2 separate regions of the Mus musculus genome follow, and region 2 is linked to region 1. A link is a loop called in an ENCODE intact Hi-C map of the cell type or tissue named here. Cell type or tissue: left cerebral cortex. All regions are shown on one strand.

What was found. A loop is a pair of places that touch in the nucleus more often than their neighbours do. Peaks named below come from ENCODE experiments on the same cell type or tissue, not always from the same donor. Only the 100,000 strongest peaks of a DNase experiment are listed, where the experiment ranks them.
Region 2: a loop joins it to region 1, with 1.9 times the contacts of the local background. A loop is called at or near these places in 3 of 42 quality-filtered maps.

The regions. Positions count from the first base shown.
Region 1 is chr8:33,695,155-33,703,154 of GRCm38, reverse strand. Gsr (glutathione reductase) reads right to left here. Exons shown (of 13, transcript NM_010344.4): 13 at 4,993-6,009. The coding sequence ends at 5,860. Gm40485 (a long non-coding RNA gene) reads left to right here. Exons shown (of 4, transcript XR_870310.1): 3 at 631-745; 4 at 1,350-1,380. Among named protein-coding and RNA genes, the nearest start is that of Gm24727, 7.4 kb to the right of the region's middle. In left cerebral cortex, CTCF peaks have their summits at 4,825 (motif pointing right) and 6,806 (motif pointing right); a DNase peak (open chromatin) is centred at 4,821.
Region 2 is chr8:33,621,778-33,629,777 of GRCm38, reverse strand. It overlaps Ubxn8 (UBX domain protein 8), which reads left to right. Exons shown (of 8, transcript NM_178648.2): 5 at 404-541; 6 at 3,413-3,454; 7 at 6,542-6,616. Among named protein-coding and RNA genes, the nearest start is that of Ubxn8, 16 kb to the left of the region's middle. In left cerebral cortex, CTCF peaks have their summits at 3,522 and 4,746 (motif pointing right); a DNase peak (open chromatin) is centred at 3,589; H3K27ac peaks cover 838 bases.

The DNA.
Region 1 (8,000 bases):
TCCCCAGAGGACCGAAGTTCCTTTCCTAACACCAACAGCAGGCAGCTCACAGCTGTAAGGCCAGCTCCAAGGGAGCCAACACCTTTGGTCTCTGTGATGGTTTGAATAGGAATGGCCCCCACTAACTCATATAACTGAATGCTTGATCACTAAGGAATCACTTCAGAGGAACGAGGAGGTGTGGCCTTGTTGGAGTATCTGTGGGGGAAATGTGTCTCTGGGGCTGGGCTTTGGGATTTCAAGTACACAAGCCTCGCCCAGTATCTCTCTCTTCTTCTTGCTGTCTGTGGATCCAGATGTAGGACTCTCAGCTACATCTGCACCATGTCTGCCTGCATGCTGCCATGCTTCCTACAATGATGAAAATTGACTAAACCTCTGAAACTGTAAGCCAGCCCCGATGAAAAGCTTCCCTTAATAAGAACTGAAGTAGTCATGGTTTCTCTTCACAACAACAGAACATTAAAAACACCTGATGGGCACTTGCTTATCCGACAAGGCTTTTTGTCCATATTATAAAAAAGGGCCATTAAGCAGACTGTTTTCAGATGGCCAGAACTTGTCTCAGGGATGTACCCTTCAGCCTGTCACAATTTGACTCACAGCAAATTGGACTGTTTGTCCTTCCAGGAACACCACACTGGTTCATTACATTGAAGACAAAAATACTGTCTGGACCGAGTGAACACAAGTCCTATTGCGTGAACTTTCCTGTGAAGATGTAGACAAATATCTACTTACCCAGGTAGGGAATCGCAGCAGGTCAAGCAACGTTCTCTACCAAAGGCCAACCTGGCCAACCTGGCCAACCTATTAGTTAGCATTCCTTACGGGTTCATGGGTAAAGCACAAAGAGCGGCACCACTGGGAAGCTCACACCAGCACTAGTTAAGACTTCCCCAGTGCTGTGTAGATGGAGTTTTTCTCTTAACCTTCCAGTTTCCACCTGAGACCACATGATCATCTTCAGTTGGGTCAGACTTACACTCAGCTGTCAGAGAGATGGCAGGTATGAGTGGCTGAGGTCTTGGGTGAAGGGTAATAACCCTCCACTCGTGCCTTCTATAAGGAAATGCAAACGGATTCTCCATCTTTAGCGTCTTACTATAGGTCGTAGCTGCTTTGATGAAGATGGTGTATTAGTCAGGGTTCTCTAGAGTCCCAGAACTTATGGGTGGTCTCTATATTGTAAGGGAATTTGTTGATGACTTACAGTCTGTAGTCCCAACTCCCCAACAATGGTCAGCAGCAGCTGTGAATGAAAGTCCAAGGATCTAGCAGTTGCTCAGTCCCACAAGGCAAGCAGGCAAAGAAGAGTGAATCTTCCTTCTTCCAATGTCCTTGTGTAGGTCTCCAGCAGAAGGTGTGGCCCAGATTAAAGGTGTGTACCACCACCCCTGGATCTGAACTTGTTTTGTCCCAGGCTGACCTCAGACTCACAGATCTCCTTGCCTTAGTCTCTTGGGATTCATAGCTACTATGCCTCAAGATCTCCATGCCAAGATCCGGGTCAGAAAACTTGTGTCTTCCAGCCTCAAGATCTGGATCACAGGTGAGCCTTCCAATTCATTCCAGATAGAGTCATGTGGACAACCAGGAATAGACATCGCAGATGGTAATAGTTGTTAGGCTCAAATGGCTTTGCTCTTCAAGTACCAACAACTACCAACCAGTAAGCTATTTACCAGCCAGGAGTGGAAAATAAATCCAACAAAAATCCAGTGCCTACTAACCTCAGGGGTCTACCACTGTTCGACATGTGGTGACAATTTTTCCTGTTTTTTTTTTTTTTTTTTTTTTTTTTCCCAGACAGGGTTTCTCTGTGTAGTCCTGGCTGTCCTAGAACTCACTCAGTAGACCTGGATGGCTTCAAACTCATAAAGATCCACCTGGCTCTGCCTCCTAAGTTCGTGTGCTAACATGTGCAGCGATAACCTTTTTAGGAGAGCAATTAAATGATCTAATTTGGTCCTTCTACAACCAAGGACGAGGCTTAGCATCCAGCAGGCTTCCGGCGTTGGAGCTCTTCCTCTGGACTCCTGTCCATTTCCCAGAAGCCCTGAAAACCTTCTAGTCTTGAGAGGTGTGCAGAAGGAGCGGGCTCTGCACATGTGCGGGATGCCACGCAGAGTGCGTCGCCGTATGGGCCAAAAGACCAGAAGGTTCATTAAGGGGCAGGCACAGAAGCTGTTTGGAGCCCCTTTTCACTAAACTGCACTGCAAGCTTCTGTTTTAAGAGACTACATTTTGGGGCTGGCGAGATGGCTCAGTGGTTAAGAGCACCGACTGCTCTTCCAAAGGTCCCGAGTTCAAATCCCAGCAACCACATGGTGGCTCACAACCATCCATAACAAAATCTGATGCCCTCTTATGGAGTATCTAAGGACAGCTACAGTGTACTTACATATAATAAATAAATAAATCTTTAAAAAAAAGAAAAACAGACTACATTTTGGAGTAGTTTGTTACCCAGCAACGAAACACTCTGACCATTTCTCTAGCTCTGACCCTCTTTCCCAAAGTCACAGGTACATCTGTGTAATAATGTGTAATTAGAATGGCAATGTCCCATTTCAGGGAGAGAGTTCCAACCTCGGGCTACTGTCTCAATTATCAGCTGTACCTCTTTCTTTCTTTCTTTCTTTCTTTCTTTCTTTCTTTCTTTCTTTCTTTCTTTCTTTCTTTCTTTCTTTTTTTTTTTTTGTTTTTTTGACACAGGGTTTCTCTGTGTAGCCCTGGCTGTCCTGGAACTCACTCTGTAGACTAGGCTGGCCTCGAACTCAGAAATCCGCCTCCCTCTGCCTCCCAAGTGCTGGGATTAAAGGCGTGCGCCACCACACCCGGCTCAGCTGTACTTCTTTCATTCTTCAAGGTGTCCCTTTAATCAACAAACCACATAGCTGCTTCACTGCCCTGCTACTTGTTTAGAAATGTTTTCTCTCATGCAGGGTATGATGATATATGCTTATAGTCACAACATTTGGTAGGCTGAGGCAGGAGGATCACAAGAGTGGGCTATCTTGGGCTATGTGGCATGACTATTCTGCAAAAATTAAAAAAAATTTTTTTTTCCAGACTAGGTTACTCAGAAGTGAATGCCCAGTCTTTGGGGAATATTAATAAAATCTAGTGAGCACCTACACTGTGCTATGCACTGTACACAGCAGTTATTTGTTCATATCTGTGCATGGGGTTAAGAAGGGCTGTCAAGCCACAGCATCTCAAGGGCTAGGCTAATCTGAGGACAGAGGAGAAGAGTCTGTTGGTTTACTATGGACCCAGTACAGGACCACAAGGTCACCAATGGGACTCCGTGATAGGGCTCAGGTTGTGGCTCAGTAGCAGAGCCTGTATTCCTTGTACCATCCCCAGGGCTGAAGAACAAGGTAAACATAGCACATACGGTGTTAGAAGAGCGCTGGCTCTTGGAGCCTCCCCTCCCAGCAGAGGTACAATTCAACTCCGGGACATGTGCAGAGTAAGACTGGAGCCCCAGTGGAGCCCCAGTGGAGCCCAGAAGCTCAGCACACTATTTTTCAGGCTACTGAGAGTGGAGGGCACCTGTATCAGTCAAAAATCCACGTTTGGGGATCCTATCTTATTCCCGCCACAAACACATGATATAGTTACTAATGCGCTTGTTTTACTTCGTCGGCACCGGGGCTACCCAGAAGCCAGTGCTCAAACTGGCTGTGGCCAACTCAGAAAGTCACCCAGGAAAAGCTTAATGAAAAGCCTCAGTCGGGCATGGTGGCGCACGCCTTTAGTACCAGCACTCGGGAGGCAGAGGCAGGCGGATTTCTGAATTCGAGGCCAGCCTGGTCTACAGAGTGAGTTCCAGGACAGCCAGGGCTACACGGAGAAACCCTGTCTTGAAAAATCGAAAAAAGAAAAATGAAAAGCCTCAGTAGCATTGCATTGCTCATGAAACCCACAGACAAGGAGGACTTTGCTTACCCAGCTGATAAAGACAACAGAAATGGGGTTATAACACACACACGACCCCCCTTTAAAAAAAGGGGGGGGGGGCTGGCGAGATGGCTCAGTGGTTAAGAGCGCCTACTGCTCTTCCAAAGGTCCCGAGTTCAAATCCCAGCAACCACATGGTGGCTCACAGCCATCCATAATGAAATCTGATGTCCTCTTCTGGAGTATCTGAGGACAGCTACAGTGTACTTACATATAATAAATAAATAAATCTAAAAAAAAAAAAAAAAGTCAGGATCTCTTGTAGCCCAGGCTGTCTCCTGGCCTCTACCTCTCCAGTGCTGGTGTGCACCACCGTACCTCAGGCTGCTCCTCCACCCCCATCTATCCACTGAGACTGTCTTTCATATCCCTGGTCCTTCACGGCTTTTCTTTTCTTTTAATTTATTTATTATATGTAAGTACACTGTAGCTGTCTTCAGACACCCTAGAAGAGGGTCTCATTACAGATGGTTGTGAGCCACCATGTGGTTGCTGGGATTTGAACTCAGGACCTTTGGAAGGGCAGTCAATGCTCTTAACCGCTTAGCCATCTCTCTAGCACTTTAAAAAAAAAAAGATTTATTTGTTATATGTAAGTACACTGTAGCTGTCTTCAGACACTCCGGAAGAGGGCATCAGATCTCACTACAGATGGTTGTGAGCCACCATGTGGTTGCTGGGATTTGAACTCAGGACCTTAGGAAGAGCAGTCAGTGTTCTTAACCACTGAGCTATCTCTCCAGCCCTCTAGCACTCTTTTTTTTTTAAAACTTTATGTGTTAGTGTTTTGCCTGCATGTGTTTGTACACCATGTGTGTATTTGTACACCATATGTGTAGTGCCTACAAAGGCCAGAAGGGGGAGCCAGGAACCAAACTGAATCCTTCACAAGAATGAGAAGCCCTGAACAGTCCCATCCCTCCAGCCCCTCTGGCACCTGTTTTAAAGAGACTTCTTCGCTAACAGATGCTGGTGTCTGTTCTCCCAGTGTGGAAAGTCTTAGAAAATACACTGACAGCAGCATAGTTCGTAATAAATTTTATAAGACAATGCAGTGAATTTCAAAAATTTGGAACAGTTTTCATAAAAAACAAAACAAAAAAAAAAAAACAAACGCAGAGATACAGAAATGACTGAATGAACCAGGAATACTCAGAAGAAGAAAGGGCTCCCGAGTGCCTCAGCCTTCCGTCTTGCATGTACTGTCATTTCTCCTTTACCTAACCAGCCTCAAGTCTAACTTTAATGCACTTTGTTCCATGAAAATAACACAAACCATTTTAAATCATTTAACACAGAGCAAAGAATAAAACAAGAATAGAGAGGTAACATTGGGGCAGCTTTCCAATACAGAACAAAAATACCACGTATATTCTGCAGACTTCCCATCATATAAAACTAGCAAGCTAGGCCAGGAGAGGCCATGCAGGCCTAGAATTCCAGCACCCATGAGGCTATAGCTGGAGGATTCTGAGTTGTTTGAGGCCACCTTGGGCTGCATAAAAAAAGGAAAAAAATAAAAAATAAAAGAAATTAGCCAGCAATATTCATCCATCAGGTACACTAACTTGAGTGTATGTCATGTACATTTAAACTTGGAATGGGGCCAAAGCAAGAAAAACACAACAAACACAAGGCTGTTAATTAAACAACAACAAAAAAATCAAAATATTAATTATAAATATTATCAAATGAAAACCAACCCCGGATTAACAAAACAACCTTCTGATTAGATACATAAGTTCTTCTGTGCGTGTGTATAGCTGGAAATTTACACCACCAGAAATTCCTGATTAAAATACAGAGATCTGTAGAAGCTGGGCGTAAACTCGATCGGTTCCTCCCGGAGGCCTGCTGGTCGCACCGCTAGCCACCTGGGTCCCCAGGCTCTCAGCGCAGGGTGACCAGCTCCTCTGAAGAGGTAGGATGAATGGCAACTGTGTTGTCGAAGTCGGCCTTGGTGGCCCCCATTTTCACCGCTACAGCGAAGCCCTGCAGCATCTCATCACAGCCAATCCCCTGCATGTGAATGCCAACCACCTGCGAGAAAACAGAGATTAGGGACGTCAGGTCTCCATATCCAAAGTAAGTGTAAGTACGCCTAGGAGGCAGGTCCTCTGCAGCCCCACTTCGGTGGCTCCTTCCAGTGCACACTTGGCCTGCCTTCTTTCCTTTCTTCCTTTCATTTATTTACTTTATGTATATGACTACACTGTAGCTATCTTCAGACACACCAGAAGAGGGCATCGGATCCCATTATAGATGGTTGTGAGCCACCATGTGGTTGATGGGATTTGAACTCAGGACCTCCGGAAGAGCAGTCCCTGCTCTTAACCACTGAGCCATCTCTCCAGCCCCCAGGCACTTCTTACTCCTGCTTTTTTCTTCCTATCCCATGCACTTCTCTTGCTGTAGAAGCCTAGGCCGGTCTCAAACTCCTGATCTTCCTGCCTAAGCCTCCTCGGTGCTGAGATCAGGAGCAACACCACCATACCTTCCTTCTCTAAGAACTAAGCCCATTCAGTAACCAAATAGCTACAGACTTGTGTCTTCCTGGCCCTGCTAATTCTGTTCCCTGCTTGCTGAACACCAGCAGTTCTGTTAAGTCATGATATTATATATTTTTGGGACTACACAATTATGATAATTCAACCCCTATTTCTGTTGCAACAGCAAAAACTCCTGAATTTTAGTTATAAAAGAACTTGGGAGCCCACATGCCAGCATGAGACCATGGTAGAATTCGAAGAGAAGGGCAGGGCCCTGCTGACTCTGACGTGGCAACCGTAGGCCATGTAAATATTTATGTATTTATTTTATGTATATGAGTACACTGTAGCAGTCTTCAGACGTACCAGAAGAGGGCATCAGATCCCATTACAAATGGTTGTGGGTCACCATGTGGTTGCTGGGAATTGAACTCAGAACCTCTGGAAGAGCAGTCAGTGCTCTTAACCGCTGAGCCATCGCTCCAGCCCCTTAGAATACATTTGCACTCATGTTTATTTCACTGTGTGTTGCGGGGAGGGGGTGGAGATAGAGCTTGAGCAGATGCAGGGGTGTGAGTGATTAGGCGCATGGGCTATTTTCTGTATCGGTGGAAGTCAGGGGAAAAACTCCTGGGAGCCAGTTCTCTCTGCCCTCCTACAGAATCAGGCGATTGGCGGTGTTAGGTCATCAGGCCTTCGAGCAAGTACCTCTACTTGTTGAGCCATCTCATAACGTAATGTCACAGCTAGGTATTGGTGGCATGTGGTATATGGATCTCATAACTGGGGAGGTTGAAAGCACCAAGATCGGATTATTTGGACCTGGCTATGTGATAAGAGCCGGTTTCAAAATTCCAAGCAAAAAGAAATATGTCCCATAAGCCATATCCTTGACACACGGCCAGGCCACACTCCTCCTTAGGATTTAATTCAACTAGAAGAGATGGCTTAATAAGCTTGAGAATCCAAACTAAACCTAATTCTAAAATTATGCAATAAAACCCACTCAAATTCCACCCAAAACTCTTGAGAGATCACATGACACCCACTGAAGTGGCTACAGCGAAAAAGACACTGGGGAAGATGTAGGGGAAGTGGGAAATTTGCTGGAGAGATAGTAACTTTCAAAAAACGACTGACTAAACTTCCACTTATTGTTTTATGACTTGAAGCTTTGTCTTATATTTGAAACACATTTGCCACTACATTTTTAAAAGATTTATTTCACATTTATTTATGTGTTTGTCTGCGTCTCTGTAACTGTACATGTGGGTAGGGGTGTCCCCAATAGGCCAGAAGAAGGTTCCACATCCCCTTAGAGCTACAGTCACAGGTGGCTGAGAACCACCTAACTGATGTGGGTGCTTGCCACAGGGTCATCTTTCCAGGCCCCCTGTGCCAGCATCCCTGTGGCTTTTGGACCAGTCCCCAGTCACCTTCATCTTTACAACAGTCACTACATCTGTAACGCTAAGGCGGAAATCTCACTTTTAAGAAGGATCAGAATCTCGTTTCAAATATGAGGAGCCCAGAACACCTGTA
Region 2 (8,000 bases), 73 kb after region 1:
TTAACTGCAGGCCACCTCCCTGAATGGCTGCTGTTGTGGAGCGGATAGGATACCATTAGCCATTTCCTTGTTTCTATCTTTGGAGAGACTCTGTGCTTAGTCAGACGGGATACTTGTGAGGCATCGCAGGAGATGCTGAGTGCTCAGGGCCAGTCTGGACTCCACATGAGTTCCTGTGAGCCGAGTGGGCCCTTGTCAGCCGTTCCTAGTAGAGGAAGGCCTTAGAACCTGGATAAAGGGAGAGTCTGGAACTCATTCGGTGTCATGTTTTCTTGCCCCGTGAGACTATACTTTAGTTTTCTGATCTAAAAATGACTATGAGAGCTAAAAAAGGTAACCATTATGAGTAGATCCTCATCAATAGAACATGACTCTCAGAGTTTTTTTGGTTGTTTTTGACCAGGGGGATGAAGATTCGGAGTTTGAAAATTCAAGTCAGGCATCTTTTGAAACAATAAACGGAGAGGCAGCAAGAAGACAGAACTTGCCTAAGTTTTCAACTGAAATTTCACCAGCTGCTCGGCCGCTCCTGAGGAAGGAGGTTCGTTGTTCACACCCACTTCCTGAGTTTGACGCTGATGGCAGGAGTGTGTCCTTGGAAGGGCTACTGGGGAAGGGGAGGATGCCTTTAATCCAGATGGTGTCTCCCCACAACCTTGTACAGGAGGCAGCTCTGTGGACCATTGGTCCCACTTAAAAACCAAAAACCTGAGGCAGGGTAGAGGAAAGCCATGAGATGAATGGTGTGGTGGCCCACGCCTCTAATCCCAGCACTCAGGAGGCAGAGGCAGGCAGATTTCTGAGTTCGAGGCCAGCCTGGTCTACAGAGTGAGTTCCAGGACAGCCAGGGCTACACAGAGAAACCCTGTCTCGAAAAAAACAAACCAAAACCAAAACAAAACAAAAGAGATGAATGCCATTGAAATAACTTGATAGTGAAGAGATGAAAACAGCAGCCTTCATGAAGGGAAGCATTCCTACCGGGTGTCTTAAGACGCTGCTGTGTCGTGTCTTGAGTGCCTTCTACAGGTTGAATACTTGGGATCAGAAGTATTTCAGACTTTAGGATATTTTCTTTTTCTCTTTAAAAAAAATATTTATTTATTTTATGTATATGAGTACCCTGACTTCATGCACATGAGAAGAGGGCATTTGGTTCCATTACAGATGGTTGTGAGCCACCATGTGGTTGCTGGAAATTGAACCCAGGACTTCTAGAAGAGCAGCCTGTGCTCTTAACTGCTGAGCCATCTCTCCAGCCCCTAGGATATTTTCATGTATAAATTGAGATGTTGGGACAGTGCTCACGTGTAAATGCATCCAGTCTCTGTATCCCTATTTACATAAACTGCAGACAGTTTTACTCAGTGTCTCTAAATAATTCTGTGTGGAATGGCATGGCATTGTAGTTCTACCTCCCAGGAACTTCCAGCAGGCAGGCACTACAGCCTGAGCCTGAGGCTTTTCCTGTGCCTTTTTTTAAAAATCATTTTTTTCAAAGATTTATTTATTGTTATATGCGAGTACACTGTAGCTGTCATCAGACACTCCAGAAGAGAGTGTCAGATCTCATTACGGATGGTTGTGAGTCACCATGTGGTGGGATTTGAATTCAGGACCTTTGGAAGAACAGTCGGTGCTCTTAACCGCTGAGCCATCTCTCCAGCCCAAATAATGCATTTTTACACAATATATTAGAACATCTTAAAAGAAATAAAGGTTAGGGAAAGCATGCTGACCACTGATAAGAGGGCCTGGTACATGCTGCGTCCGGAAGCCCTGCTGGGCTGTCTTCCCAGGCTGCACTCACTCGTTTCTTTCTTCTTTAATTAAGAGACATTTAGAAATTACATTTACTTACTTAGCATATATGTGTGTGTACATGGGAGTGCGAAGATCTGACAACTCCTTGGGGGAATCCGTTTGTCTGGGGATTGAACCCAGGTTGTCACCCCGTGCCCTAGTCTATGTTCTACTGATATGAAGGGACCGTGACTGTGGCGACTTGTATGAAGTAAAACATTTTATTGGGGCTGGCTTATATTTCAGAGGTTTAGTCCGTTATTGTCACGGTGGGAGCATGGTGGGCATATGGTGGCATGCAGGCAGGCATGGTGCTGGAGAGGTAGCTGAGAGTTCTAGATCAGGATCCGAAAACAGCAGAAAGAGAAATTGGAACGGGCTTGAGCATTTGAAACCTCAAAGCCCACACGTCCTGATAGTGCCACTCCCTATGAGTCTATGAGGGCCACTTTCATTCAAACCACATCTGGTAAGCCATCTTGCTTACCAAATAGATATTAATATAAACTTTATGTGGTATTTTTGAGATAATGTCTTACTATGTAGCTTTGGCTATCCTAGAACTTGCTATGTAGACCAGGCTAGCCTTGGACTCAGAAACCTGCCTGTTTCTTTTATAGATCTTAAGCACTCTGGCTAAGAGAGGAAAGGACAAGAAGCAGCTAGACACAACTGAAAACAGCTGTCTTGAATTTTGACTGCAGTTGTAAACTAGTTCTCCTCCCTCCCTCCCTCCCTCCCTCCCTCCCTCCCTCCCTCCCTCCCTCCCTCCCTCCCTCCGTTTTTGTTTTCTAAGACAGAATTTCTCTGTGTAGCCCCGGCTGTCTTAGAACTCACTTTGTTAATGAAGCTGTCCTCAAACTCACAGAGATTCACCTGCCTCTGCCTCCTGAGTGCCAGAACTCTATTGTAAACTTAAAAAAAAAAACCAAAAAACTTTTATAAGAATTGCATTAGTGAGCCGGGCGTGGTGGCACATGCCTTTAATCCCGACACTCGGGAGGCAGAGGCAGGTGGATTTCTGAGTTCGAGGCCAGCCTGATCATCAGAGGGAGTAGAAAAACCAAAAAAAAAAATTAATTATTTATTGTGTGAGTGTGTATGCATGTGTGAGTGTGTATGCATGTGTATGTGCGTATGTGTGTATGCATGTGTGAGTGTGTATGCATGTATGTGTGTGTGTGTATGCATGTGTGATGGCAGAGGAGAACTATGCAGGATTTGGTTCTTCTTTTTCCTCCATGTGGGTCCTGGGAATCAAAACGCAGGTCACGCTAGACAGCAAGCACCATTAATTGAGCCTCCAGGCCTGGTTCACTGTAAAGGTCTGATAGATGTAAATTTTTTATTTTATTTTATTTTTTTGTTTTTCGAGACAGGGTTTCTCTGTGTAGCCCTGGCTGTCCTGGAACTCACTCTGTAGACCAGGCTGGCCTCGAACTCAGAAATCCGCCTGCCCCTGCCTCCCAAGTGCTGGGATTAAAGGCATGCGCCACCATGCCTGTCAGATGTAGATATTTTAGGAAGCCTTTTAAACCCTAGATGCATGTAGCCTGTTGAACAGGGTTCTTCTTGAGAGTTCTCATATGTCCATTTCATATTTCTTTAGGTTCCTGATTTACCTGAAGAACCATCAGAAACAGCTGAAGAGGTACGCCGCCGTTTCTCTTAACTCCCTTTCCTTTGTCTGACATCAGGCAAGTCCTGCCTCCCCATGGACATGGGGAGAAGAGCGGGTTCCTGGCAGTTGCCTTGGAATCAGGTCTGAGCTTGGCATCAGATAGATGCTCAGCTGAGTGCTGCTGTGTGGGAGGGTACAGCCCGGCTTACTGCTAACAGCAGTACTGACACAGGCTTCCCTGTAGTCCTCTACTTAAGATGCAGCCTGCAGCTGCTGGTGCAGTTAGAGAGAGGTCTGCTGTGGCTGGGCTGGGACAGGATAGATTCTGCACCTGCCTGTCACCGTTTGTCTTTTCTGCTCCTGGCTGGCTTAGTTACAGATGACGGTCTGATGCAGGGGACCATGTGCCTTTAGAACCATGAAGTTATTAGTCAGCATGCCTAGAAAGAGAACTGTCTGCATCCCATGAAGTTTAGCATCCATTAGACTCCTAAGAAAACAGCTTTTGAAGCAGCCATGCATGTTACTACTTTGGAAAATCTGAAGCTTTCTCACAGATAAAGATAATTGAGAGCAATCCAGATACGGAATCCCCAGGAGAAAGACATTTGTGTGTGTGTGTGTGCCTGCAAGAGTTTGTGCCCCACACGAGTGCAGGTGCCCACGGAGGCCAGGGGCGGTTGTTAGATTCCCTAGGACGGGGTTGCTGGCGGTTGTGAATCACCTGATGTGGGTGTTGGCAACTGAACCCAGGTCCTCTGCAGAAGCAGCACATGCTCTCCAGCCCCTTTAAAATACACACAGTTTTTTCTTTTAGATTTTATTGTGGAGTTCTCAAGGGTCCTGCCTGTGGTTTAACAATAGAGGCATGGGGACATCTGTAGAGTATAAGGCTTGTTTGCTGAGGGCAGGCCTCAGCTAGCCCATCTGACTTAACCTAACTGCCCCACCATTACACCTCTGCACGTGGCTCTCCTTGCTGTACGTCCTTGCTCTTCTCCTGATGAGCAAGCCTCCGTCTCTGACTTTCTCTCTCTCCAGTGGTTCTGCCCCAGCTCCAGCAGCTAGCTCTTTATTATGCAAAAAGTCACATTTATTCATTCCATCTGAACCAAGCAGCCCCAGGACAATGCCTGGTCCATCTCTCTGTTGCCTTTTGGCATTAAGGGCTAAGTGGCTTCCCCTGCTGCAGCCTGCCTTTTGGGGCAGGTATGAAAGTGACAAATATTTACATATTCTGCTATCCTGGAGTAGAAATTAACAATTGAGAAAACAGGGACACCTTTTTTTTCTTTAAGATTTATTATTATACGTAAGTACAGTATAGCTGTTTTCAGACACACCAGAAGAGGGCGACAGATCTCATTACGGATGGTTGTGAGCCACCATGTGGTTGTTGGGATTTGAACTCAGGACCTACGGAAGAACAGTCAGTGCTCTTAACCGCATGAGCCATCTCACCAGCCCAGGGGCACCTTTCTTATTCAGTTGATAAGATATCCCCAAATCATTTGATATGTATGAGTGTTTTGCCTGAATATATGTCTGTCTGTCCACCACATGCATGCCCATTATCTTAAGACTATTATTGCTGTGAAGGGACACCATGACCTTGGCAACTCTATAAAGGAAAACTTTAATTTGGACTGGCATACAGTTCCAGAGGTTTAGTCCATTATCTTTTTTAAAAAAAAATTTATTTTTTTATTATATATAAGTATACTGTAGCTGTCTTCAGACACCCCAGAAGAGGGCATCAGATCTCATCACGGATGGTTGTGAGCCACCATGTGGTCGCTGGGATTTGATCTTGGGAAGAGCAGTCAGTGCTCCTAACCAGAGCCATCGCTCCAGCCCTGTTTAGTCCATTATCATCGTGGTGGGAAACATGGCAGCATCCAGGCAGACATGGTACTGGAGATGGAGCTGAGAGTTCTACATCTTGATTCATAGAAAACAGAAGACTGTGTCACTGAGTGTAGTGACACACTTCCTCTAACAAGGCCACACCTCCTACTAGTATCACTCCCTATGGCCAAGCATTCAAACACATGCGTCTATGGGGCTAACTATTCAAACCACCACACCTGTGCATGTCCAAAGAGTGCATCATAACCCTAGGGTTGGGGTTAGTTTGTCAGCTGCTATGTAGGTGCTGGGAATTGAACTTGGGTCTTCTGGGAGATCAGCCAGTGTGCGTAACCATCTCTTCTACCTACTTACACATTTTTTTTTTTTTTGAGGTAGTTTCATGTAGTCAAGGATGTCCTCAGACCCACTGTGTAGTTGCAGATCATCTTGAGCGTCTGGTCCTCTTGGCTCTACCTTTGCAGCTAGGAAGGAACTGCTTGTACCACCATATGTGGTATAGAGTTAGGTCCTGGTTCTTCTTCCTAGCCACATGCTCTCAGAAATAAGACTCAGACTCAAAAGTATATTTATATATACCTTGGCCATACAGCTAGGCTCTACTCTGAGTAGATCATAGCTAAAATAACCCAATTATTTTAACCTACATTCTGTCACGTGACTGCATTCAGCTACCATGCATCCTTCTCCTTACCTCATCCCAGGTGGATAGCCAGTCTGGCTCTATCCCAGAATCCTTTGTCTCCTGGGTGCTCTACCCTCCATTTCCATTTCCTGCCCAAGCTATAGACCCTATGGCTTTTAAATTGACAGGTGGTGCATCCATATAGTACACATGATGCTCTCTCCAGTGTGGTGCATGGGGTGGTGGGTAGTGAACCCAGGGCGTTGTGTTGCTAGGCACTCTTATACCAGCTGAGCCTTATCCCCAGGCTAGCTAGAGTTCCCATCTGGACTTCTGTCTTGTTCCTGAGATGAGATCTTGCTTTGTCACTTAGGCTGGCCTCAGATTTGCATCTTCCTACCTGGGCATCCTGTGTGGACCATAGGTCTGGGTGACCACTGTAGCTTACGTTTGTTTTTTTTGTTTGTTTGTTTTTTGGGGGAAGGGGGTTTTCGAAGACAGGGTCTCTCTGTATAGCCCTGGCTGGCTTTGAACTCAGAAATCCGCCTGCCTCTGCCTCCCGAGTGCTGGGATTAAAGGTGTGCGCCACCACGCCCAGTGTAGCTTACATTTGTAATCCACAGGTAGTTACTGTTGCCCTTCGATGCCCAAATGGACGTGTTCTGAGGAGAAGATTTTTCAAGTCGTGGAATTCACAGGTGAGGAAACCAATGTTTTCAGAAATATTGTCTTATGAAATTTGTCAACATTGTGTTCAAATGCAGTGGGAGACAAGACCACACAGACAGACAATGTGAAGGTTCTGCATTGCAGACTGAGGGTTTAAGTTGTGATCTCTACATTAACATTGTGTTTTCCCCTTCAATTTTCTTTCTTCATTTTTTATATTAGGAAAGAATCTTAAGTCTTCAGGCAGGCATTCTCTGAGCTGTATTTCTTTGGTTGTTTACTACATTTACGTTGGTGGGTAAGATACTAGGTTTTGCTGAGGCTAGCTAGCACTTACCCTGTAGTCGAGGCTGGCCTGAACTTGGTGTCTGTGATAGCTTCCCAAATGACTGGATTCTAGGCATGAGCTGCCACACATGGCCTCTTATTTTAAAAAGTTTAAATTGGGCCGCAGTGTAATATGAGTATAATGCTTCCACTGCAGGGGTCGTGGATCTGACACAGGGCAAGATTGTGAGTTCAGAGCCAGCTAGGCAGACTCTGACTCAAAGCAACTGTAACCTTACTGTGAGCTAAGTGGCAGAGTGGGTGCTCAGCACGTGTAGAAAACTGGGGTTCAATTCCCAACGCTTCCAAAACTGTCTTAGTTAAAATGATGACAGATTTATTCTATAGGTCAGCAGTGGATTCTTGCCTGGTGGCTGGCAATATAAGGCTCTGGTTGAATGATCTGATACTTCAGAGTCCCTGGGAACATTATGTCTCTGCCATTTATCAGGCTTTTGTTGTTGAGACACAAGATCTTGCTGTTGCATGGGTTTGTCTCAAACCCAGTAACTTGGTTACAGTAATCCTCCAGTCGTAGCTTTGGCACTACAGCTATAATGGAAGCAACCACACTCAGTTTACTGTTGTTTTTGAAGCAAAACATGCTTTGTTTAAAATGTCATGTGTTGAGGCAAATATGATTTCAGCTGGATGTGGCAGGAAAATGTTTCTCATAACTATGTGATTTTTTTCTTTTCTGTGGTGCTGGACAATTATAGGAATGGCCCATAGTGAGTGGACTTTGTCTCAGGTGCCAAAACATGTATTTTGACAAAGCTTTTGGTGATTTTGATCCAAAATTTTTCCCAAATATTTTGTTTTCAACTTTGTTGCTGTTTTTTCAAGACATGGTTTCTCTGGGCTGGCCTCAAATTCAGAGATCCCTCTGCCTCCCAAGTGTTGGAATTAATGGTGTCTCAAATTTTTACTAAGTATTTTTCATCTCATTTATGGATTAGGTTTTGTTACTACCATGACAGTAGGCCCACATATTCTCTGCAATAGAGACATTAAAGTGTAAAAGGATTACTTTGGAAGATATGGAAATGATTTTTAATTCCTAGGGACTGGATTTCAGGATGACAG